Linked DNA regions of Mus musculus: all the other regions are linked to region 1. A link is a loop called in an ENCODE intact Hi-C map of the cell type or tissue named here. Cell type or tissue: heart. All regions are shown on one strand. Region 1 overlaps Arhgef10l (Rho guanine nucleotide exchange factor (GEF) 10-like). Region 2 has its middle 4.2 kb from the start of Gm13025. Region 3 overlaps Rcc2 (regulator of chromosome condensation 2).

The links. A loop is a pair of places that touch in the nucleus more often than their neighbours do. Peaks named below come from ENCODE experiments on the same cell type or tissue, not always from the same donor. Only the 100,000 strongest peaks of a DNase experiment are listed, where the experiment ranks them.
Region 2: it touches region 1 in a loop (6-fold over the local background); 33 of 42 quality-filtered maps call a loop at or near these places.
Region 3: it touches region 1 in a loop (5-fold over the local background); 3 of 42 quality-filtered maps call a loop at or near these places.

The regions. Positions count from the first base shown.
Region 1 is chr4:140,588,614-140,596,613 of GRCm38, forward strand. It overlaps Arhgef10l (Rho guanine nucleotide exchange factor (GEF) 10-like), which reads right to left. Exons shown (of 29, transcript NM_001290803.1): 5 at 5,533-5,624; 6 at 4,480-4,563; 7 at 3,205-3,374. Among named protein-coding and RNA genes, the nearest start is that of Gm42335, 12 kb to the right of the region's middle. In heart, a CTCF peak has its summit at 3,806 (motif pointing right); DNase peaks (open chromatin) are centred at 3,818 and 4,042.
Region 2 is chr4:140,671,543-140,679,542 of GRCm38, forward strand. No RefSeq gene overlaps it. Among named protein-coding and RNA genes, the nearest start is that of Gm13025, 4.2 kb to the right of the region's middle. In heart, CTCF peaks have their summits at 3,020 (motif pointing left) and 7,729 (motif pointing left); DNase peaks (open chromatin) are centred at 2,155 and 2,969; H3K27ac peaks cover 614 bases.
Region 3 is chr4:140,709,129-140,717,128 of GRCm38, forward strand. It overlaps Rcc2 (regulator of chromosome condensation 2), which reads left to right. Exons shown (of 13, transcript NM_173867.5): 4 at 1,205-1,348; 5 at 3,003-3,134; 6 at 3,458-3,546; 7 at 4,271-4,385; 8 at 6,738-6,904; 9 at 7,892-8,000. Among named protein-coding and RNA genes, the nearest start is that of Rcc2, 12 kb to the left of the region's middle. In heart, a CTCF peak has its summit at 4,932 (motif pointing left); a DNase peak (open chromatin) is centred at 5,073; H3K27ac peaks cover 991 bases.

The DNA of each region.
Region 1 (8,000 bases):
TCAAGTCCCTTGGCCTCTGGCTCCTTACCTCTCTAAGGGTCAAAAGAATAGGGATGCATTAGAGCCAGGGTCACAGGCTGAGCTGAACAGAATGGGACCTGAAGTCATCGTGGGTGTTTCAGTAATGAGCCCACCCTTCCCAGACTGCCCTGGGTGGGTCACAACAATTGCTTATAAAGAGGTCACAGGCAGAGAGAAAGGGGGTCTCACACCCAGCCAACATCTGTTGACCATGGTGGCCAATAAAACAGACACTTGGGGACCAACAAAGCTCAAGGCAGATGCTCACATCTGAGACAGTAACTTCTAAGGTCCCTTTAGAGACCCTTCGATCAATTTTTGGGAGCTACAGTTGATCGGCCCGGGCATTTTGAGGTAGGGACTCCACTAGCTAGCTTGGAGCTGGGGTTCTAGTCAGAATCCACGAACAGCATACAATGCTTCCTCAGATGCCTGCCACCCAAAGCCTTGCAGCACACACGGCACACGCAGCACACAGATGCAAGCAACAGTGGCCCCGAATCACACAGTGGCTGCAATGCCAGGCAGAGAGCGGGGACCCCAGCAGCTCTGGAGAGGAAAGTCTTACAGGCAGTGCTTAGCAGCATCCCTCGGCAGAGAGGGCAGAGAGGAAAAGCCACACCCGCCTTCCCATCTGCCTGAGAACCAGCCATTAGAGCCATTAGGGAGCACACCGGCCTTAGCAGATGCATAGAGAAAAGACCCTCCTGTTAAAACCCCCTAGACCTGAATTGGGGGACGAAGAGTGCAAAACCCCATCCAACCCTAGCCCAAAGTCCCTTAAGAGGCACAAGTTCCCAATAAGCCAGAGATCTAGCACTCCTTAGGGCTCTGTGGGCCACTTGTAGCCCCTGATGTCAGAGAGTTAAAAGGCAAACTCTGATTTGAGAGTCCCTGGGAGGAAAGTCCCTGGTATCTGTGATGTCAACCAGCTCTCAAAGACTAAAGCTGCTGTTGGGTGGCACAAGTCTGCCATCTCCACCTCCTGCAGGTCCCTCTCAGGTCCCCAGCAAGAAGGTGGGAGGGAGCTAGGCATAGTGGTGCCCACACCTTTAATTCCTGCACTAGGAACTTTGTGTTCAAGGCCAGGCTAGTCTACATAGAGAAATCTTGTCTCAAAAAAACAAAGAAGAGGAAAGGGGGCAGGGGAGGAGGGGGGACGGCCCTGGGTGATGAGGAAGGACCATAACATGCCTAAGGCATCGATTCTCCATGTCACCATCTGGAGCAGCAGAGTCTGACACACCCTAATCTCCATGGAGAAGTGACTTAGGGCGTTGGGGAGTCTGTGGTGTATCACCTCCTCTCTAAGGGGGCATAGAATACCCCCTCCGAAGACAGGAAACCGTCACAGGCCTGCATGGGCTGTCTCTCCAGCCTGCAGGCACCAGGAAATCTTCTTAGGCTTCAAGAATCCTGCCCCAACTCTGACCTGGCTTTGTAAGTCCTCAGGTTTGTCCCATTGGTCCCCAACAGGTACCAGGCACTCATAGAAACAAAAAAGGTTTCTCTTTCTCTCTCCCTCCCCCTCTCCCTCTCTTTCTCTTTACAAAGATAGGGTCTCGTGGAGCCCATGCTGACCTCAGGCTTCTAAGCAGCAGATAGCAGTCTTGAACTTCTGACCCTCTTGCCTTCACCAGCCCAGCGCTGGCATTAGAGCTGCGCACCGCCAGACTTGGTTTACGAGGTGCTAAGGATCAGAGCCTCACGCACTCTGGGTAAGCACTCTACCAACTGAGCCACATCCGGAGTCCTTCTCATCAATCTTAAACTGTATCATACCCAGTATCTCCTCCTAGACCATAAAGGTTCACCTGGGTCAGGTCTTCCTGGTCTCTTAGTATCCTTCCTATGACCTATGACAACGCTCAACAGGGTCTGAAGAAGTCTGCTTTATAGGGCTGGAGAGATGGCTCAGTGGTTAAGAGCACTGACTACTCTTCCAGAGGTCCTGAGTTCAATTCCCAGCAACCACATGGTGGCTCACAACCATCTGTAATGGGATCTGACGCCCTCTTCTGGTGTGTGTCTTAAGACTGCTGCAGTGTACTTATTTATAATAATAAATAAATCTTTGGGCCGGAGTGAGCAGAGACTGAGCAAGCGGGCTTAACCGGACCAACGGGAGCGAACAGAGATCCTAAATTCAATTTCCAACAGCCACATGAAGGCTCACAACCATCTCAATGTACTTGTATACATAAAATAAATCTTTAAAAAGAGAGAGATTGACATTTAAAGGGTGATTAAACTATTTTTTAAAAAAAGAATTCTGCATTATGGTTGGCGAGCATTAAGGTCCTTCCTGTGACCTATCCTGAGAAGTCCTGGGTCCAGGCAGTTGGGCTTGGTCACCACAAAGCTGAGTGAAGGCTTTCTGAACTATACTAGCTAGCACACCTCTCCCAGGGGGCTCCTGAGACCTAGGAACAGGCAGGAATACTGTAAGCCTTACCAGGTAGTCCATGGGTGCAGCTGGAGCTAGTCACTAACCCCAGCCAGCTTGTGCCCCACCCCACCCCCATATCTAAAGGGAGCCAGCCGGTCACCTCTGGTCAAGCAGGACCCTTCAGCTTTGCCTACAGAATCTCAGACTCCGCATGGAACGCGAGAGGAGCAGGGACGGAGCAGGAGAAGGAGAACCAGATCTCCAGCCCAGAGGCTCCTCGTGTAACACACGGGAGAAAGGAGGCTGCGTGAGGTAGAGACAGCTGGAAAGCACACGCCTGGCCAGAGCAGCTCTGATGCGGCCATCGCTCACACACCACCATCACCTGTCCACTCCCAGGGCAAATGGCACTGTGTGGGTCTAAGGATGTACCTGGCAGGGCAGGAGAGCTATGTTGAATGAGCCCAGGATCCACTGTACCCATTTAGCTGGGTTAAGAAGAAATCTAAAAACCGGCCTGAGCCCATGAACATCATGAGCACTTGACCTAGTCTGTACAGAAATGCAGGGGGCAGGGGGAGCGCCTGTCTCCAGTCCAGGTCCTCTGTGGCCAAACAGCGGATCCCAGGTCACTTCCTAGCTCAGGATAACCCAATGATCTTACTGATCATGCATTCGCTCGCTATTACTGGAAATGGATGGTCCCCAGACAGGGGTCTAGTGCCTGGTCCTCACCACCCACATCCCTTCCTGAAAGAGTCCAGACTTTGAGAAACGTCCCCCAAGCTCCTCACCTTGGGCTGGAAGGACCCTCGGTGCTTAGTGGGCTCGGCCTCCGGTTTGGTCTCCTCCCCAGAGTCCTCGCTGTAGCTCTCAAACTCACTAGAGCTCCAGCCTAGGTCCTCGGTCTCACGCGGTGCTCCTGCACGATGCACATCCTCGTAAACGAGGCCCCGCTCGGCCCCTGCCAGCCAGCAACAATCTGGTGAGTCCGAGGCCCCAGCCACCCAGATCTGGAACCCCAATAGGTAAGGCATAGGAAAGGGAGGGAAGACGGAGCAAGTGTGCTGGTCTGGCCCCAGACTCAGTTCCTCTTCCTCAGAGACTATGCCAGCATGTCCCTCACCTCTCTATAGGAGAAGGGCCTGAAAAACCAGGAACACAAGAGAAATACGCTCGACATGGAGGACTCCTTAATTCCCTCTTAACACATCCCTCTGAGAACAAGATCACTCTCAGCCTCTTTGGCATTTTTTACGAAAGAAGAGAGGAACCATCAGAATCAAATCCAACTGGAGCCCTGAAAGATTTCTAATGCATCAATGGGAAGACACAGGAAGGGGCGGGACTTCCTCAACCATCCCATGTGGTCCATGCGGTCCCTCTGGGTCTGCAAGCGTCCAGGAGGGGGCGCACCCGGCCTAGAATCCAGGAGGAACTCTCCTCGATTTCAAAGACAGCAGAAAATGCTTTTGAATGGAGGAATGGGGACAATGACTTGAGTGTCCTCTCTCTAGAGGAGCAGAACCCAACTGGGCACGTGGGGGGAAGGGGGGTATGCCTCAGGAACTGTCAGGCTTGCTTTTTGAATGTAGCGCTCTCCTGAGGACCTGAGGCTTGCCAATTTGACCAGGCGGGCTAGCCTGAGGTATCTCTTATGTGGGCTCTGGGGATCAAACTTAAAGCCTCCTGCTTGGTAGCAAGCACTTTGCCTCCCGTCATGGGGAGGTTATTTTTATGCCAAGATCTAATGTCTCTAGGGACAGACCAGCAGACCACATTGGATGTGACCTTGAAGGAGGGGCTGGCTGTGCTGTTTCTACATTGGATATGCCGGCAGCTGTTGCCCATGGAAATGACTTCAGATACTGAGGATGCCCAGAGGAAGATGCACTGTGCCACCTGAGGACGGCAAAGACCAGGGCAGGGTCATCAGCTGCTTGTATATCTGCAGTTTGTGAAAGCTGGGGACAGAAGGAGAGGAAGAGGACCCCACCACCACCACCTAAGCATGGCTCTCCCTTCCCAACCTAGAGAAAGGCCAGGAAAAGAGCCACAAGAGGCCATACCGGGCTGATGGGCGTCTGGGCTCTCACAGGGGACGTCGTCATAAATCACATCTTCCTCCAGGGCAGGGAAAGTGAAGCGGTCAACTGTAACGGAGGGGAGAAAGGTCACCCACAGGGGTATACGGTGGCCGCCATGGAGGACCGACCAGCTGGCAGCCATCCGGGTGTCCTGACTTTCATCATTGCGGATACAATTCACAGCTTTCCTCTAGCCCACTCCCCCCTTCTCAGTGCCCGCCACAGACCCCACCTTGCCTCTCTCCCTGCTACATAGACCTTTATCTTGACCACAGCACCTGCAGAGAATCCATACACTGATGCTAGCCCCAGGACGGGCAGAGTGGGGGTTGGGAAATCTAGCCTGACCTGAGCCCTGGACCTCCTAGAAAGACTCTAACCTCTAAGGGATGTCTTCCTGAGTCCTGCAGCATCCAGAGCCTGGCCAGCCTTTGTCTCTCATACCCTCTTCCTCCTCCCATGCATCCCACGCTCCAGTGGGTTGAGACTGACCCTCCTCTGGAACACCACGACTCTGACTCCTCCCCTCCTGGATGGTGGTGACAGTCCTCAATGGCCCCTCCCTTTCTCTTCTGTCTTCCTCTCACCCACCCCCTGAAGAGATGAGCCCCAAATGCCACATCAAGTCCTTTGGCAGAGGTCCTCGGGGGAGCTGGAGAGATGGCAGCCTGCTTCACCCCTAAATGCACCATTCTAACTTGAGGCACTTGGAGCATCCCCTGGAGCCAGGCATCCCCTGGACACTGGCTCTTCCAGAAGCTGCTGTTCTGTAAGGGGCTTCTCCTCCCAGAGCGCCTGTCCCAGTCACCAGGGAGCTCACTCTGACCAACCTCTTGGCAGAGCCTCTGAGAGCAGATGGACAGCTGGATTAACGATCTAGGGCTCTGGAGAACAGTGAGCGGGTACTCCATCACAGACAGCCACCAAGTCTGTGGCAACCCTCCCTTGGGCTCTCAAGCATGAGTGCCAGCTCTTAGCCTGGAGACTAAGAGACCATCTTGGTTCTCCTTGCTGGGAGTGGAGGGGGCAACTTACTTCGACGTGAGCTCTTCCGCTTCCAGCTGGAGCGCCGGACCCCAGAGATCGCTGCGCCCACCGCATCCCCATTGCTGACCACAGTGGGTGCCCTGCAGAGAGATGGCTCAGTGAAAACTTCAGCCTCCTTACCAGACTGGAAGGATGTGGAGGGTGGCCAAATGGTTCGGGCCTCAGGTCAACTAAGTTGGCTAGCCTTCAAGAAAGAAGTAAGCCTCGGCTCTGATTCAGGACTGGTTGTTACAAATTGCAATGTTTCTACTGCGCATTTTCCTTGATCTTACAGAAATACTTTGTTTTGGGCTGGAGAGATGGCTCAGAGGTTAAGAGCACTGACTGTTCTTCCAGAGGTCCTGAGTTCAATTCCCAGCAACCACAGGGTGGCTCACAACCATCTGTAATGAGATCTGACACCCTTTTCTGGTGTGTCTGAAGACAGCTACTGTGTACTTACATATAATAAAGAAATAAATCTTAGAAAAAAAAGAAAGAAAGACTCTGTTTCATTATAGAAAGCAGATTTACTCCAATCCTCATTCCATAGCCTGTAAGTCCCAAACTATTCTGTCTTTAAGATTGGATTATATATTTGAATGTATGATTTTAAAAATCGTTGAGTTGAATTTCATTTAAATAAAATCATGAGATGAATTCTGACCTGGGGTAATCTTTTCACAGTCCCTGAAAGGCTTTAAATGTCCTTCTGCTGTTTTGTACTAGATATCTTTGTGAGACAGAGGAGCGTTCTCAGCACTAATGAATATAAAATCAAAACGGCTGACCTGGGACTCAAACTCGGGCCTGTGTGCTGCTACATCCAACATTTAACAGAGATTTAAACCTTTATGGACAGTTAAACAAGCACGCCCACCTCATCAGTATGCAAATTTGTTTTTGTCTTTACAAAAAGTGTTTTAAAATAAATGTCTTAAGGATCTATCGTTACTTAAATTCGTGGTTTGTATACCTATTTTATATATCCATGTATCTGAGGTTGGATATAAGTTTCTTAGATTAAAAAGAGGTCACAGTTTGGGAAAAGTTTAAGGAGTTTTATCCCAGTCTCTGGGCTGGGAACAGACTCCCTCAGTTACTGAGATCACTGGGCTAACTGGAGGACAGCGGGACACCAGCCTGTCTGCTGTGAGGACAGTGTTCTCCCACTATTCAGAAGCAGAGGTGGGAGGCAGGCGAGATGGCTCAGTAGGTAAAGACACTTGCTGCCAAGTCTAAGGGCCTGAGTTTGATTCCCAGGACCCACGGAGTGGAAGGTGTTGGCTTACAGACAATTCTCTAGACTCCTCCCAACAGTGACCTAGCAACAGTTACATCATCTCATCATCACCTGCCACCATTACTCCCTGCACCGTTGCTCGCTACCCCCTCCCTCCTTCTCTCTCTCTCTCTCTCTCTCTCTCTCTCTCTCCCTCTCTCTCTCTCTCTCTCTCTCTCTCCTTTCTCTGCCTCTTCCCCCTTTCCACACTACTGCTCCCCTCCCTTCCTCCACAATAAACTTTCCTTATGTCAGGTCTGTTGCATGGTGTGCTTTCTCAGGGGGACACCTGGGCATGGACCCACCAGGTACCTCCTTACCTGCCGCTGCCGCCGCATTATGTTTCATAACAGAAGGAAAGATCCAACCTTATGTTATCCTTCAGACACACACACATGCACACATACACACACACATACACACCAAACTCACACACACACACACATGCACATGTATACACACACACAAAATAAATAAATAAATAAATAAATAAATAAATAAATAAATAAATAAATAAATAACATTTTAAGAACATTTTATTTTGTTTTTGTTTTGTTTTGTAGGCTTTCTCTGTGTAGCCCTGGCTGTCCTGGAACTCACTCTGTAGACCAGGCTGGCCTCAAACTCAGAAATCTGCCTGCCTCTGCCTCCCAAGTGCTGGGATGAAAGGTGTGTGCCACCACCGCCCGGCTTTAAGAACATTTTTAAAGCTGAGGCTTGCATTTAAATCTTCACACACACCTCGGGCCCACAGGGCCTACCCTACCCAACTTGCTGTGGTGGTTTGAATGAGAATGGCCTTAAAAGATAGGTTCATGTGTTTGCATGCTTAGTCCCCAACTAATGAGTGTCAGGAAAGAGTTAGGAAGTTTGACCTTGTTGAAAAAGGTATGTCACTGGAGACAGGCTTTGAGGGTTCAGAAGACCATGCCAGGCCCAGTTTCTTTATCTGCTGCTGCCTATGAATCAGGATCTGGTTCTCAGCTGCTGCTCCAGCACCTGCCTGCCATGAGGATAAGAGCCTGACCCTCTGAGACTGAAAGCGAGGCCCCAGTCAGCAAGGCCCCCAGTCAAACGCTTTCTTACGTAAGACTCGCCTCGTTTATGGTGTCTCTTCACAACAACAGAATAGTGACTAAGACAGAAGTTGTGAACAGGACCGGGAGCGTTGCTGTGACAGGCCTGACCATGCCAC
Region 2 (8,000 bases), 83 kb after region 1:
CACTTAGCTGTGAAGACCATTGTGCAACGTGAGTGAGCTCAGTCACAGAGAGAAAGCACCCAGGTGCAGAGGAGCATTTTGAGGGGACAGTGGGGGTGCCCTTTGTTCTGTATATTCTATCAAACCAGAAAAACCTTGGACTTTAGTGTGTGGTATTGCACCTCTAATCCCACTCAGAAGGCTGAGGCAGGAAGATAGTGAGTTTAGGGCTAGCCTGGGCTACCTAGAAAAAATAATGTCTTAAGAATAAAAAAAAAAAAGGAGTTACAGAGACAAAGTTTGGAGCTGTGACGAAAGGATGGACCATCTAGAGACTGCCATATCCGGGGATCCATCCCATAATCAGCTTCCAAACGCTGACACCATTGCACACACTAGCAAGATTTTGCTGAAAGGACCCAGATATAGCTCTCTCTTGTGAGACTATGCCGGGGTCTAGCAAACACAGAAGTGGATGCTCACAGTCAGCTATTGGATGGATCACAGGGCTCCCAATGGAGGAGCTAGAGAAAGTACCCAAGGAGCTAAAGGGATCTGCAACCCTATAGGTGGAACAACATTATGAACTAACCAATACCCCGGAGCTCTTGACTCTAGCTGCATATGTATCAAAAGATGGCCTAGTCAGCCATCACTGGAAAGAGAGGCCCATTGGACTTGCAAACTTTATATGCCCCAGTACAGGGGAATGCCAGGGCCAAAAAGTGGGAGTGGGTGGGTAGGGTATGGGGGACTTTTGGGATAGCATTGGAAATGTAAATGAGGAAAATACCTAATAAAAATATTAAAAAAAAAAAGACTGAGTGTGGTAGCACATGCCCCTAACCCCCTGCACTTAAGAGGTGAGGGGTTGGAGCCGGGCGTGGTGGCGCACGCCTTTAATCCCAGCACTCGGGAGGCAGAGGCAGGTGGATTTCTGAGTTCGAGGCCAGCCTGGTCTACAAAGTGAGTTCCAGGACAGCCAGGGCTATACAGAGAAACCCTGTCTCGAAAAAAAAAAAAAAAAAAAAGAGGTGAGGGGTTGGAATAGGAGGCTCAGAAATTTAAGGCTAGCCTGGGCTACATGAGACCCTAGGCTAGGCTCAATGGTAGAGCATTTGCTTTGTGTCTTAGTTGGGGTTTTACTGCTATGAACAGACACCATGACCATGATCAAGGCAGCTCTTATAAAGACAACATTTAATTGAGGCTGGCTTACGGGTTCAGAGGTTCAGTCCACTATCATCAAAGTGGGAACATGGCAGCATCCAGGCAGGCATAATGCAGGAGGAGCTGAGAGTTCTAAATCTTCATCTGAAAGCTGCTAGCAGAATACTGATTTCTAGGCAACTAGGATGAGGGTCTTAAAGCCCATGCCCACAGTGACACACATACTCCAACAAGGCCACACCTCCAAGTAGTGCCACTCCCTGGGCCAAGCATGTTCAAACCACCATACCTTGTGCGTCCTGGGTGCTGGGATCATGGGTCTGCACCACTACGACTGGCCTTTTTTTTTTAAAAAAAACAATGTGTATGGGGCTGGTGAGATGGCTCAGTGGTTAAGAGCACCCGACTGCTCTTCTGAAGGTCAGGAGTTCAAATCCCAGCAACCACATAGTGGCTCACAACCATCCGTAATGAAATCTGATGCTCTCTTCTGGAGTGGCTGAAGTCAGCTACAGTGTACTTACATATAATGAATGAATAAACAAACAAACAAACAATGTGTATATGTGTATATCTGTGCACTTGAGTGTATGTATTTGTAACACGTGTGTGCCCCAGCCTATGAAGCCTGAAGAAGTCAGAGTTACAGACAATTGTGAGCCATCATGTGGGTGGTAGGAATCAAACCTATGTCCTCTGGAGCACCCAGTGCTCTCAATCACTGAGCCACCTCTCCAGCCCCATCTCCATGATTAGCTAAATATTGCTATGGAGACAGCCAGTGGGCCACCCTTAACTCTGCAGACAAATGTCACCAGCTAAGGACAGCCACAGAAGATGTTACTCCTCCCAGAACTGGCATGGTCCATGAAGGGCCAAGAAGGGACATGGGGGAGGGGAGGAAAGGACCAGAGTGGGCAGCCGTGGGCTAGCACTGGGAAGCGAGGAGGAAGGGCAGGAGCTGGCCGTATGAGCCTAGCCTCAATCTCACAAGGGCTGAGCAGTGGAGGAAGGAAGGAAGATGGGGTCAAAGGTCACAGGAAGAATCTCATGGACTAGAGAGAGTGGGGGTGGAAGTTCTCGGTCCTTCCCAGGAGAGGCTACTGATCTGGGTCCCCAGCCTCTTCCAGGGCTCACAGCGACTCCCCAAGACCTCCTGCAATCCAGCATGGAAGCTGCACTGCACAGGCAGAGGCCCATGGCAGAGCCCTGTCTCCATCCCCAGCTGGGTCTGTCCTACGCTGAAATGCACCAGGCCTTTCAAACTTCCCTCAGCATCCTTTTGGAGCTCAGAGTGTATGGAAGGCGGAGGGGGGGGGGTGTAGACTGGGAGGGGGACTCTCTGGAACTGCTTCTAGGAGCAGGATGGAAGGGGCTCAGCCCTAGGAGACCAGTGACTGCTGAGCCTGCATCTCTAATTGTGGGAACCAGTGCCCTTCACTCCTCACTGCGTTTCCTGAAGGAAAAAAAAAAAAAAAAACAAGGTCAAAGGTCAGACCACGAATAGGATGAGTCCAAGACACAATCTGCCCACTTGAAAAGGCAGCCCTGAGCCGGGCGTGGTGGCACACGCCTTTAATCTCAGCACTCGGGAGGCAGAGGCAGGTGGATTTCTGAGTTCGAGGCCAGCCTGGTCTACAAAGTGAGTTCCAGGACAGCCAGGGCTATACAGAGAAACCCTGTCTCGAAAAACCAAAAAAAAAAAAAAAGAAAGAAAAGGCAGCCCTGGGCTTCCCCATGGGTCAAAAGCAGGAAGAGCCATTTTTAGCTTGTCACTGTGAGGAAGGGCTCTAGCTCCAGGGTGGATGCGGCTGAAGGCACCTCAGTGTCAAAAGGCTACCTCCCCGATGTATCTGGCGCCCCCTGCTGGTCACCGGGGACACAGTCTCCAGTTCAAAGGTAGGAAGCAGCTGGCTGCAAACAGAAAAAAAAAAAAAGTCAGGGTGGGCGAGGCTGAACCGCCCCTGGGGTCTCACACAGTTCACCCCAGCTCTCATGGCCCTGGGCTGCCCCATTGACGCTGCTCACCTGGGGTGCTAACACACTCCTACAAACTCTCAGTGGGAAGGTCTACGTCTACAGGCAGGCAGACTCCAGACACTGTGGTCCAGGAGGCTGGCTTACAGAAGGCCGTGGGATGCCCTCCGTGTTCATTGGCACTATCTCTAGTGGAGCTGAGGTGTAAGGCCTGACTACCCTTGGCCACCATGGTGAGAGGAAGCGCCTTCGGAGTGCTCTGGTCAGCAACGGGACTGAGGCCCCACACAGCTGGCATCAGCTGCAGGGCACATGTGTAGCGCGGTGCTTCTAGATGGATCCAGCACCAGCCACCAAGTCCCCAGCCTTCAAATTATCCCCACTGACGACCCAGACACTATAGAGCAGAGGCAAGGTGAACTCACTGTGCCTTGAGTGATAAAACCGTTCATCCTACACCATGATGTTAGGGGTGGAGCAGGCTCATCACAAAATAAGTAAATGGAGCTGAAGATGAAACACAGTGGGTGAAGGGCTAGCCTCGGATACGCAGAGCCCTGGGCTCAATCCCCAGGGCTGCATAAACCAGGGCAGGCAGGCCTGCACTCCCAGCACTCAGGAAGTAGAGACAGGAGCATGAGGGATTCAGGCTCATCCTAGCTACACAGAAAGTTTAAGGCCAACCTGGGCTACATGAGACCCTGTTTCAAAAAAAACCAGCTGGGTGGTGGTGGCACACGCCTTTAATCCCAGCACTCGGGAGGCAGAGGCAGGCGGATTTCTGAGTTCCAGGACAGCCAGGGCTATACAGAGAAACCCTGTATCAAAAAAACAAAAAAACAAAAAACAAAAAACAAAAAAAAAAACAAAACAAAACAAAACAAAAACCAAAGAATAGGGCTGGAGAGATGGCTCTCAGCAGCTAAGAGCACTGGCTGCTGTTCCAGAGGAGGACCTGGGTTCAAACCCAGCACCCACAACCATCTGTCATTCCAGTTCCGGTAAAGCCTACACCGTCCTCTGGCCTCCACGGGTACCAAGCTCACCCATGGTATATAGATCCACATACAGGCAAAACACCCATGTACAAAGCTAGGTAAATAAATACCCTTAAAGCAAGGAACAGAGGCTGGGCAGTGTTGGTACACGCCTTTCATTCCAGCACTCAGGAGGCAGAGGGAGGCAGATCTCATAACACTAGGGTTTGGGAGGCAGAGGGTCCTGCTTAGGGTTACTGTTGCTATGACGAAACACCATGACCAAAAGCAAGTTGAAGAGGAAAGGATTTACCCCTCCAAAGTCAGGGAAGGAACTCAAGCAGGGCTGGAACCTGGAGGCAGGAGCTGATGCAGAGGCCGTGGAGAGATGCTGCTTACTGGCTTGCTCAGCCTGCTTTCTTATAGAACTCAGGACCACCAGCCCAGGGATGGCCCCACCACAGTGGGCTGATGCGTCCTTACTTACAGGCTTCCCTACTGCCCAATCTTATGGAGGCATTTCCTCAGTTGAGGCTCCCTCCCTTCTGATGGCTAGCTTGTGTCAAATTGATGTAACACTAACCAGCACACAGAAGCAGAAGGGTCTTCAAAAAGTTCAGGGTCAGCTTGTTCTATAGTAAGTTCCAGAGCAGCCACAACCAGGTAGTGAGATTGTGTCTAAATTATAAAATAAAATTTCTATTTTGTTTCTTTTTATTATTGTTGTTGGTGGTTGATTGGTTTGTGCAGCTCCTGCCTTCTGAGGGTTAGGATTGTGTCTAAATTATAAAATAAAATTTCTATTTTGTTTCTTTTTATTATTGTTGTTGGTGGTTGATTGGTTTTTGCAGCTCCTGCCTTCTGAGGGTTAGGATTAAAGGTAAGCACTACCACTGCCCAGGTTCAATTTTATTTCTTTCCAAAGATTTGCTTTTTTTTTTTTTTTCTTCAGGAGACAGAGGCATCTCTGAGTTTAAGGCCAGCCTGGTCTACAGTGTGCATTCCAGGACTGCCAGGGCTTCACAGAGAAACCCTGTCTCGAAAACATAACAATAACATACACACACAACCAACAACAAGATATATGTACTTGTTTTTATTTTATGCATCTGAGTGCTTTACTTGCAAGTACATATATGTACTACATGGATGCCTGGTGCCCTCAGAGCCAAAAGAGGGTGTTGTATCCTCCGGAATTGGAGTACAGATTGGTGTGAGCTGTCACCTAAATGCTAGGAATAGAACTGAGATCCTCTGGAAACCCAGAGTGTTCTTAACCTCTGAGCCATCTCTCAGGACCCTAAAACACACACACATGCACGCGCACACGCGCGCGCGCGCACACACACACACACACAAAACGGGACCTCACAATGTAGTCCTGGCTGATCTGGAATTGCTATGTAGACCAGGCTGGCCTTGAACTCACAGAGATCTGATGGCTTCTGCCTCCCTGGTGCTGGGGTTAAAGGTGTGTGCCCTGATGCCTTATATCTAACAACAATGCATAAAACAAAAAGTCTAATTAATAACAAAGCAAAGGCTGTTGATGAACCTCAGTTGCAGGGTGTTTAACCTAGCTGGCGTGAGGCCTGCATGTGATCCCCAGTATGTAAGTGTTGCAGGGATTTCCCTGCCCAATTACATTAGTGCAGAGGAAGCCTGTGATTGGACAGGGAAAGGGAGGCAGAGATAAGAGTGGCAGAGACAGAGAGCATCTCAGGGGAGAGAGGAGGGAGGATGGAGGTGGACGTGAACCCGCCACAGTTATTATATCATAATTGGGATAAAGCTTTTAGCATTATCAACTCGCTCTGAAATGATTGCATTGGCATCTTGTAAACTGTGACTTGATTGACACATAAATCTGATTGATTAACTATAAGCTTTAAGAGTTTTAATTCTCGGGGCGTGGTGGCACACGCCTTTGATCCCAGCACTTGGGAGGCAGAGGCAGGCGGATTTCTGAGTTCAAGGCCAGCCTGGTCTACAAAGTGAGTTCCAGGACAGCCAGGGCTGTACAGAGAAACCCTGTCTCGAAAGAAAAATAAAGTTTTAATTCAGGCTGGAGAGATGGCTCAGCGGTTAAGAGCACTGACTGTTCTTCCAAAGGTCCTGAGTTCAAATCCCAGCAACCACATGGTGGCTCACAACCATCTGTAATGGGATCAGATGCCCTCTTCTTGTGTGTCTGAAGACAGCTACAGTGTACTTACATATAATAAATTATTCTTTTAAAGATTTATTTATTATTGTACATGAGTTCACTGTAGCTGACTTCAGACACACCAGAAGAGGGCGTCAAATCTCATTATGGGTGGTTGTGAGCCACCATGTGGTTGCTGGGATTTGAACTCAGGACCTTCAGTAGAGCAGTCAGTGCTCTTACCTGCTGAGCCATCTCTCCAGCTCCCAATAAATAAATTAAAAAAAAAAAGTTTTAATTCTACTGGGTAATTGGGTGTTGTGATGGCTGACCGTGGGGTGCGTGGGCATTGTGTGGTAGCGAGAGAAACTCAGGAGTCCCTGCCGAAGAGTTGGAGAGTTGAGAGAAGCAGGAGATTGGAGAGTTGGCAGGTTCATTTTTAATATTTCCCGCAACATGTAAGTAAGGGGGTTGGAGCATGGGGGTGCACACCTTTAGTCCCAGCACTGGGAAGCAGAGGCAGGTGGATCTCTGTGAGTTTGAGGCCAGCCTGGTCTACAGAGCAAGTTCTAGGACAGCCAGGGCTACATAGCAAGTCAGAAGAAAGAGGAGAAGAGGAAGAAGGGAGGAAAAAGGAAGGGAGGGAGGAAGGGAGGGAGGGAAGGAGGGAGGGAGGGAGGGAGAGAGGGAGGGAGGGAGGGAGGGAGGGAGGGAGGGAGGGAGGGAGAGGTTCTCTCCTGGATGGAGCAAACCAAACCAGCCCACAGAAGTGGGGTGTGAGCAGGTGTGGGAGGGTGCACCCCTAATCCTAGCAGTTTTGGGATGAAGGCCACAAGTCCAGTGGTCCAGTATCTGCTATCTTCTACCTATAGCATCCAGATACACAGCAGACACTGATCTTCAGCCAGTCTCAGCTACATAAAGTTCAAGGCCAGCCTGAGCTACATTGGACTCCATCTCAATTAAAAAAAAATGGCACAGGTATCACCATCCTCCGAATATGGATGGATGGATGGATGGATGATGAACGGATAGACAGATGGACGATGGATAGATGGATGGATGGAAAGCCAGGTCCCTGTTATACACCTTTCGTTCCTTCTGACCTGCAGGTGAGACTTTCCCAGGGTCCACTGTCAGCTTCAGGCCTGGGTGTGATGATGCAAGCCTGTAATCCCAGCATCGGGAGGGAGAGGGAAGATCAGAGGTACCAGGCCATCCTCGGCTACATAGCACATTCAAGGCCAGCCTGTGCTACATGAGGCACTGTGCTAGCCTGGTCCATCCTAGCCTTAATAAATACAAGAGTCAGAGGGGAAGACACAAAACCCCAGATGGGATGTCCTGAGCCCAGGTCCCCGGGTTCTTCACAGCCTGACCTGATACTGAAGGAGAAGAGAGGACTCACCTGGGCCCTCTCCCACTCCAGCAGGACCGGTCTGTGCAAAAGCGTGGGGCTCCAGTGCCCCCTGCTGGCGGCAGTGAGAACAAGGCCAAGAGGACTTCCCTTCTTTCCTCTGTGCTTTGGGGGTGAGGGTGAGGGGTCTGCCTGAGATGCTAAAAAACCCCAGCAGCATCTTAGCCTTGAAAATCTCGTGCTCTCTTCAGAGGAAATCAACCATTTCTGAAAGGATCCCCAGAACAGAGCCAAGGGAACTCACCTAGCCTAGTCTGTCCAGCCCAGGAAGCCTTCCTGGAGGAGGTGATCTGCATTGGGTGACAGACAGTATGAGTCAAGGACTTAGTCCTCT
Region 3 (8,000 bases), 120 kb after region 1:
CTCTGAAGCCGAAGCCACTGCCAGCTTGTGACTGTGACCTGTGAACTGAAATGAGGGAGAGGGTCCCTGGAGTGGGAAAGAGATCCTTATGTTATTGTGGCTGACAATGGTGCCCTCTTCAGGGAGATAGGCATTGGCAGGGGTGCTGGAGAGCCACTCCGACCCCCCTGGCCCCCCTCCCCCGGGCCAGCTGGTTCAAGAACCAGGCCATTTCTTTACTCCAGCTGGTGCCTGGTATAGCTGCAGCTCACAATCCTGAAAACCACTAGCGGTTGCTTGGTTTTCCAGAGTGACAGCCATGCAGTGCTGCCCGCCTTTATCCCTGCGTCTGTTGGTCTCCGTGATTCAGGGCTGATTGGGGTTTCTCTTCAGTTCTAACAGCCTGAGAGGCCAGCATTTCAGTTCATCCCTTGGAATATCGATGCTGTTTGATTCTGTTTTAAAGTACTTTTCAGTGGGGTGGCTGCAGGGTCCCAGGGTGCCCTCTGATGCTAGGTACCTGTTGCGCTGCAGGGGACCGGGAGGTGGGGTTAGAGTGCTGCTGGTGAGGTAGGCATAGAGAACCCTTCGGGGTGACCCGTGGGAAACCATTCCATTAGTTGCCAGCAGGCTGTGTGTGAGCCATCTGAATTGTGGCTAGCTTCTCAAGTTGCCCACAGCTGTTCTAGAGGTGAAAGAAAAGCCACACTCCTGTCTCAGGGACGTGGGAGTGGCACTTGTGAGGCCTGTCACGTGACGGGGGAGGCAGTTAGAGTAGGTGGGATGCACATTGGAAGTACAGTGCAGAGTCCGACCTGGTCTCCCAGAGAGCCTGGGGGATATGCTGGGGAATGAAGCCGGCCAGCAGCCCAGGCTTCCCGGGTATGGGGGGGACTCTGCAGGGGTGAGTGGCAAGGTCCCCCAAGTAAGCAGGTGCTGGGGGGGGAGGGGCGCACTGAGAAAGACTTTTTCTGGTAAGGGGACCAGGGGAAGTCTGGGGTAGAGTCAAGAGGAGGGTAAACAGGACCACCCAAGCATTCTGTGTCCCCCAGATGGGTACAGAAAGGCCAGCCCTGCCTGTCCCGTAGTGTAGGATTGTAGGGCTGAGGAGAGAGATTGTCGCCATTAGTGTAGGTATGCTGGTGTCCCTTTGCGACCCCTGGTTGATTTGTTGGGTGCTCCTCACATGTTCTGTGGGATTTGATTTGTATTCTTCCCTTTGCAGCTGCGTACCGCAACCTTGGTCAGAATTTGTGGGGGCCCCATAGGTATGGGTGCCTGTCAGGAGTCCGGGTGCGAACCGTGGTTTCAGGCTCATGTGCTGCCCACAGCCTCCTCATCACCACAGAAGGGAAGCTGTGGAGCTGGGGTAAGTGTGGTGGGTTAGAAACGTGCTCTGAAGTGGGGCTTGAAGAGACTTAAAGTCACCTGGAAGAGGCTGTCCTCTGCCTGGTCCATGGCTACGTCAGTTCTTGCCTGCTACTTGTATTTAGGGGCTGACCCTGGGCCCCAGGCTTACTTGGCAAGTCTTTACCCGTGCACCATCTCACTGGCCCCGTTCTCTGACTCCACCTTGGTGAATGTTTTCCTGAACTTGAAGCAAGTGTGATCTTCTGATGCTGCCATCCCTCCGACCGGCCGTCTGTCCTTGCCGTGTTGTCCCTTCACCAGCCATTGTTCTGCTTTAGCTCCTGTGCCCCCGTGAGGTCTGTGTGCCATCGCTAACGTTGCCCCTGGCTTTTGAAGCTGGTGTGTCTTGTTACAAGGCGTGGTGGCTGGGTCCCTGTGGCTCCTAGCCTCGGGTCTGAGACTGGGCCTTTGTCCATCCCTCCCGAGTGTCCACCTCCCTTAGGCAGGCTCTCTGGTGACTCAGCTGTCTCCTTCCCAGGTAGCCAGGAGGTATTGCCTAAGGCGCACATCATCTGAGACTCAGGGCTCAGGCAGCTGGGGAGTTGGCTTCTCCGTTTGTTTCCAGCCTTTGCCTGGCTTCTGTTCATGTGACGTTTTTAGTTTGGTCTATTCAAGCCGTTTTTATTTTTATTTTTATTATTTTTTTTTATTTTATGAGCTGCTGCACCAGAGTCCAAATATATTAACATCTGCCGCCTTCTCTGCACTTGGCTAATTTTATAATTCTGGTGGAAAAAAAAAATCTCACAAGTGTGTGTGGCCCAAATGTATCCTCCCAGGCTTCGGGTGACATACCAACATCTGCCCCAGTTTTGTATCTCTGCGTTGGTGTGGGCCCTCCTGCTGCTGTGTCCTCAACACTGGCCATGGTCTTTCATGTCAGTGTCCCCAGCTTGAGAAAGCTTCTCTGTCCTTTCTCTGATGGCAAGGATCTAGATTGCATCTCAGGCCTGACCCTGTGACAGGAATAAGTCCCCCAGAGTAAGAGAGGGAGCTCCCTGGGGCAGCAGCTGGGCTGTGGCGACCTGCCAGAGGTGCCGCGAGTCCACTGCCAGACACTTGGTGGAAGGGCACAAGAAGGAGGCAGAGTGCTGCTGTGCTGTGTCCTCACGCAGACGCAGGAGCTGCAGCCAGCCTGCCTTCACTAAACTTGGGGTATGCAGGCTTCTCTTGAAGTCAGCACCTGCCCAGTGCTGGCCCTGGAGCCAGCCCTCCTTTCATTGATTCTCTCCTTGTCATGAGGGCTCATGAGGCTGGGGTCTTATAATGGTGTGTATGTGTGTGCAGAGATAAGTAGATATGATCCATACTAGGTGCATCAGACTCCCTGAGGAGAAGGGGACTGTCCCCCAGCCCCTACAAGGAACGGAAACTGTTCCTGGAGCTTGAGGCCTGTGGAGTACCCAGGTCACACCAAGCATTTCCTGGAGTAACACGGTGTAGGGACGGCCCTGAAGCTGACCACTTACTGTTGGGATAGTCTCATGGGGCCAGCTCCACTGGCGAGAGTAGGTGTCGGGTTGGTGGAAGGTCTGGTTTGAGGATGAGGGTGGGGGCCGCCGCCCCAGCGTGTCCTTGCATTGCTTACCCAGCCAGCTGTGATCTCCTTGCAGGTCGGAATGAGAAGGGGCAGCTGGGCCATGGTGATACCAAGAGGGTGGAAGCCCCCAGACTCATCGAGGCCCTCAGCCATGAGGCAATCGTGCTGGCAGCCTGTGGGCGCAACCACACCCTGGCCTTGACAGGTAAGAAGGCGGCTTCTTTCAATTTACTAAGGCGCCAAAGATGGTTTGTCTGGGAGTGAGCACTTCAGCCAGTGTCGGGAGGATGATGCCTGGTGAGTTAGCTGATTAGTTAGACAGCTAGTTAGCTGATTACTTGCTGGAAGCAGTGACAGGGCTGTGGTGACACTGGGAGCCCAGACCAGGGTCTGCGTGTGGCAGGGCTCAGCTCTGTTCCTCACTCTTGTCCTTGGGATGGACAGACACATGCCCCATGCTCGGCCTGCTGGGTGAGCTGCTTGCAATCTACCCTTCCATCCTTTCTTGTCCTGTTTGTCTCCTTTCAGATACTGGATCAGTGTTTGCCTTCGGAGAGAATAAAATGGGGCAGCTGGGTCTCGGGAACCAGACAGATGCCGTCCCAAGTCCTGCTCAGGTACCAGCGGGCTTTGAGAAGTGGTGCTTTGCAAGGGAGAGTGAGGAGAAGAGAATGCCTGTTTGTGTCAGCCCGGCAGCGGGGATGCAAGGCTCTCTTCTCTCCCTGCAGACTGTGCCGACCTGTCCTGCTCCTGGGGCCAGTGGCGGGTGGGGTTGGGGGTTAGCGGCTAAGTCTTGTAGTTGTGAGTCCTGCAGTGCAGTTGGGGTGAGCCTGGACACCGGGTTCTCCTGGATCCCCCAGGTTCAATGCTTGCTGCTTTGTCTGGGCCTCAGCCTGGCCTTGCCCAGATTCTGCCTTTGGTCTCTGACTCTGCTGTGGGACCAACCTGTCACCCGCCCGCTGTCTTTGTTCTTCCTTATTTGAGCCGTTTCAGATCTGGCTCCTCACTGACAGCTTTGGTCTGGGGGCGGCATGAAAGCCTCAAGTTGGGGCTGATAGCAGTGTGAGCACCAGAAGTGACCTTTGGGGTCACTGAGTTTTCTCTGTTCATGCCTGTGGTTGAGTCACCGGATGATGGAGGGTTAACAGGGTTAAGGTCTCAGCCTCTGCTGTCCTGGCAGCATGGGGGTCGCCAGCAATTAAGAGCCCTTGTAGTCTAGGCTTTGCGATCCGTAGCCGCTCAAGTGGCAGCCTTTGAACTGTTGTGGGCGGCTGTTGTTTGATGCCAGGCAGAATGAGGAAGAGACTGGTGAAGCTGAAGTTGGCTGTCTTCTCTTTTCAGATAATGTACAACGGGCAGCCAATCACCAAGATGGCCTGCGGGGCCGAGTTCAGCATGCTGATGGACTGTAAAGGAAACCTCTACTCCTTTGGGTGCCCTGAGTATGGCCAGCTGGGTATGGAGGTCTCTTTCTAAAAGCTCTGTAGTCTAGCTGTAAATGTGGGGTTGCACGCACATGGTACAAGTGTAATTGATCCAGATAGCAGTGGCTAGCCGGTAAGTGCGTCTCGTGCTCAGCAGAACAGCTTGCCGGTAACCAGCCGGGTACAGGGGTCAGTGCAGACTCGAGGACTGAGTCTGGTGTGGAAATCCATTTGTGTCAAGAGTCTCAGGCAGAAGGACAAAAGCTGAGTCCCTTTCATCCGGTTTCGCGTATATAAATGAGCCTTTATTGGAAGTGAGAGTTCCATAAGAGGGAGGTTGTTCTGGAGATCCTGGCTAGACTGGCAGCTGGTGTGTCTCCAGCTCACCCCTCACCACACTGGGCTCCGTCCTGTACAGAGCAGAAGAGGTCAGCAAGCCTGTTAGAGCTGACCGTGCAAGATCTCCATTTTCCTTTCCCCGCAGACTCGCAGCCAGTTAGTTCTTCCTAGTCCCTTCTGCAGTCCTGAGCACGAGGTGAGGTGTGGGCGCCACCTACTGGTGTCTGAACAGCCTGCAGCAGTCCAGGATCTGGGTTGCTGGGTCTCGGCGTCATTAGAAGTGCGCAGATGGGAGCATATAAATAGAAGCAGAGCATTGCACTGGCCACAGACTGCAGGGAACAGTGACTCTGTGGAACTAAATATACCTCGCGTCAGAGTGAATGGGAAGGACCGGCCCCTTACGCACACACGTCCCTGCTGGTTGCCAGGGAGTTCTCAGGCTGTTGGATAAACGGTTTCCATGGCCACGGGCGGGCCTCCTGCCATCCCCAGGCCCAGCACAGGAAGTGCGCTTCTGTCCTCTCTGCTGTGTGTGCGGCTTCTCTGCCACCCTTAGACAAGCATCTTGCTGCAGCCAGCCTGTTTGCCGTTGGGAACTTGATCTTGGCGGTAGGATGGTATCCATGGAGTGGCTTTGGAGGGACAGTTAAGTACAGCGTGCACTGTCTGCTACTGAATTCTTGTTGACATCTACTAAGGAACCTGCTTCACCTGCTTCTACAGACGCTCTCATTCCGTTCACTCTGAAACAGGCTGGCACACCCCTGTGGTCCTAGCATCTGGGGGCAGAGGCCGGACTATAGCAAGTTTGAGGGTGGCCTAGCTTACGTGGGTTACAGGCCAGCTGGGGCTGCAGAGTGAAGGTTGTCTCCAAAAACAAAAAGCAAGCCTAACCCCCCAGTTCTGTTCTTGCCTCTGTGCAAACATTGCTTTTAGAATTCAAACATGAGGGCGGGGGAGGGGCTGGCGGGGAACTGTAGTGATCTGCTGCCAGGGACTGAGACTGTCCTCCTGGCTACTGGGTCCGGACTGGGCCTCCTAGCTTGTTTTTGTTTGTTTGGTGGTTCTATTTTTGTTTGTTTTGAGATAGTGTCTCACTGTATCTCCAGCTGGCCTAGAACTTGTTTTTTTTTTTTTTTTAAAGATTTATTTATTTATTATATGTAAGTACACTGTAGCTGTCTTCAGACACTCCAGAAGAGGGCGTCAGATCTTGTTACAGATGGTTGTGAGCCACCATGTGGTTGCTGGGATTTGAACTCTGGACCTTCGGAAGAACAGTCGGGTGCTCTTACCCACTGAGCCATCTCGCCAGCCCCGGCCTAGAACTTGTTATGTAGACCGGTCTGGCTTCGAACTCTGGGATCTGCCTGCCTCTGAGCACTGCAGTTAAAGATGTAGGCCAGTAGGCCGTGCGCATTCTTGCTTGTTTTTTGAAACAGTTCGTGTAGTCAGAGCTGGCTTCAGATTTCCTGTGTAACTAAGGACGGCTTAACTTCCTGCTCTTTCTGCCTTTTCATCCCAAGTGCTGGATATACCACCAGTGCAAGAAGGCAGAGAGGGCTGGGTCCTTGGGCCACGGGCTTGTGGTCCGGTACCAGGCAGGCTTCATGTCGCGCTGGGTTGGATCATGCCCGGTGTGTGCCAGCTGCCCAGTCTGTAATGACTTCTCACAGGCGTTGTGAATTCCAGATTTTATGTCCTGATCTTGTCGCCCTTCCCCTACTCCTGGTCCTCTGACCTCCCCAACTCGGAGCGTGGGAGGCTGTCCTCAAGATGAGAGCTGCCCACTGTTGTGACCTCAGCCACAGGAGGAGACGCCATTTTCCTTTGCCTCCCAGTCCTTACGGATATATGTAGGGTTTTTCCTAAGTTGCTGTACTATGGCGTAGGGGGTCCTTGTTTCATATGCATTTTTAAAGGATGCCCGGTGTTAGGTACCAGCTTGTGAGCAACTGGGCAGACTGAGCCTCTGGCTGGGGGCAGGGTGGTACCCCGGGCCTGGGCCTTTTGTCACTGACGGCCTGTTGTGCTTACCACAGGGCACAACTCAGATGGCAAGTTCATCGCCCGGGCGCAGAGGATAGAATATGATTGTGAGCTGGTGCCCCGCAGAGTGGCCATCTTCATCGAGAAGACCAAGGACGGGCAGATCTTACCTGTCCCCAACGTGGTGGTTCGAGATGTAGCCTGTGGCGCTAACCACACAGTAAGCCTTGTTTCTTTCTCAGTGACCAAGAGCCATGCTGGTATAGACTGGTATCTCTTACTCAAGCTATGTCATTTGGCTGAGTCTCCTGTCTGGATCTCTTTCCTCTGCAGACAACTTGCAGACATGAGTATACACGTATGTCTGCGCCCTGCCACTAGCACACAGCACGCATGTGCTGTCTGTATGGTAGGCAGTGCCTTTTGCTAGGGTGTGAGTGGTTGGCTGTTGAGGGTGGGTCCTTAAGGTCATTAGCAGAACAACTGGAAGGACAGCAGTTGGGGGGGGGCTGCCCTTAAGCCCCTTTATTTTAGCAGGTGCACATGCACTCACCATTCACAGTGTGCGTGTGTAAATCAGAGACACTTATTCCACGACAGTCATCGGCCTTACGAGTCAAGGACCTTCACATGCTGAACCCTCTGGTTTGGTGGTGGTGTGGTTTGGTGGTTTTTAAGACCAGTTCTGACTGTGTAGCCCTGGCTGTCCTGGAACTTGCTGTGTAGACCAGGCTAGTCTCAAATTCTGCCTGTTTCTGCCTCTCTGTCTCTGGTTCTGGGGTGTTGGGTGTTCTAGCCCTTGAACTGTGCACCTTCTGCCCCATGCTGAGCTAGCTATAGTTACACATCCACAGGCTTTATTTGATGTGAAACGTCAAAGACAAGACAAGACAGGTTGCAAACAGCTGGCACATCTGTACCTGTCTCACCTGTGTGCACCTGTGGCGGGCAAGCACAGAGAGGTGGCAGGAGCCTCCCCCTTGTTTCTGCAGTTTAGACAGTGTTGCCACAGATGGCCATTTGGCCTCTGCATTTAAAGAAAGAAAGGAAGATCGCAGCCTCATGAAGGGAGTGCATGCCGGCCCCTGCTGGCTGCCATCTATTAGGCTGTGGGACTCAGGTCCTCTCCTTTGCTGGCTGCTCCTGTCCCGGATCCTTCGGTCAGAAGCAGTGGCTCGTGTGCTGAGCCTGTCTCCTCTCTCTGCAGCTGGTCCTGGACTCTCAGAAGCGAGTGTTCTCCTGGGGCTTTGGTGGCTATGGCCGGCTGGGCCATGCCGAGCAGAAGGATGAGATGGTGCCTCGCCTGGTGAAGCTGT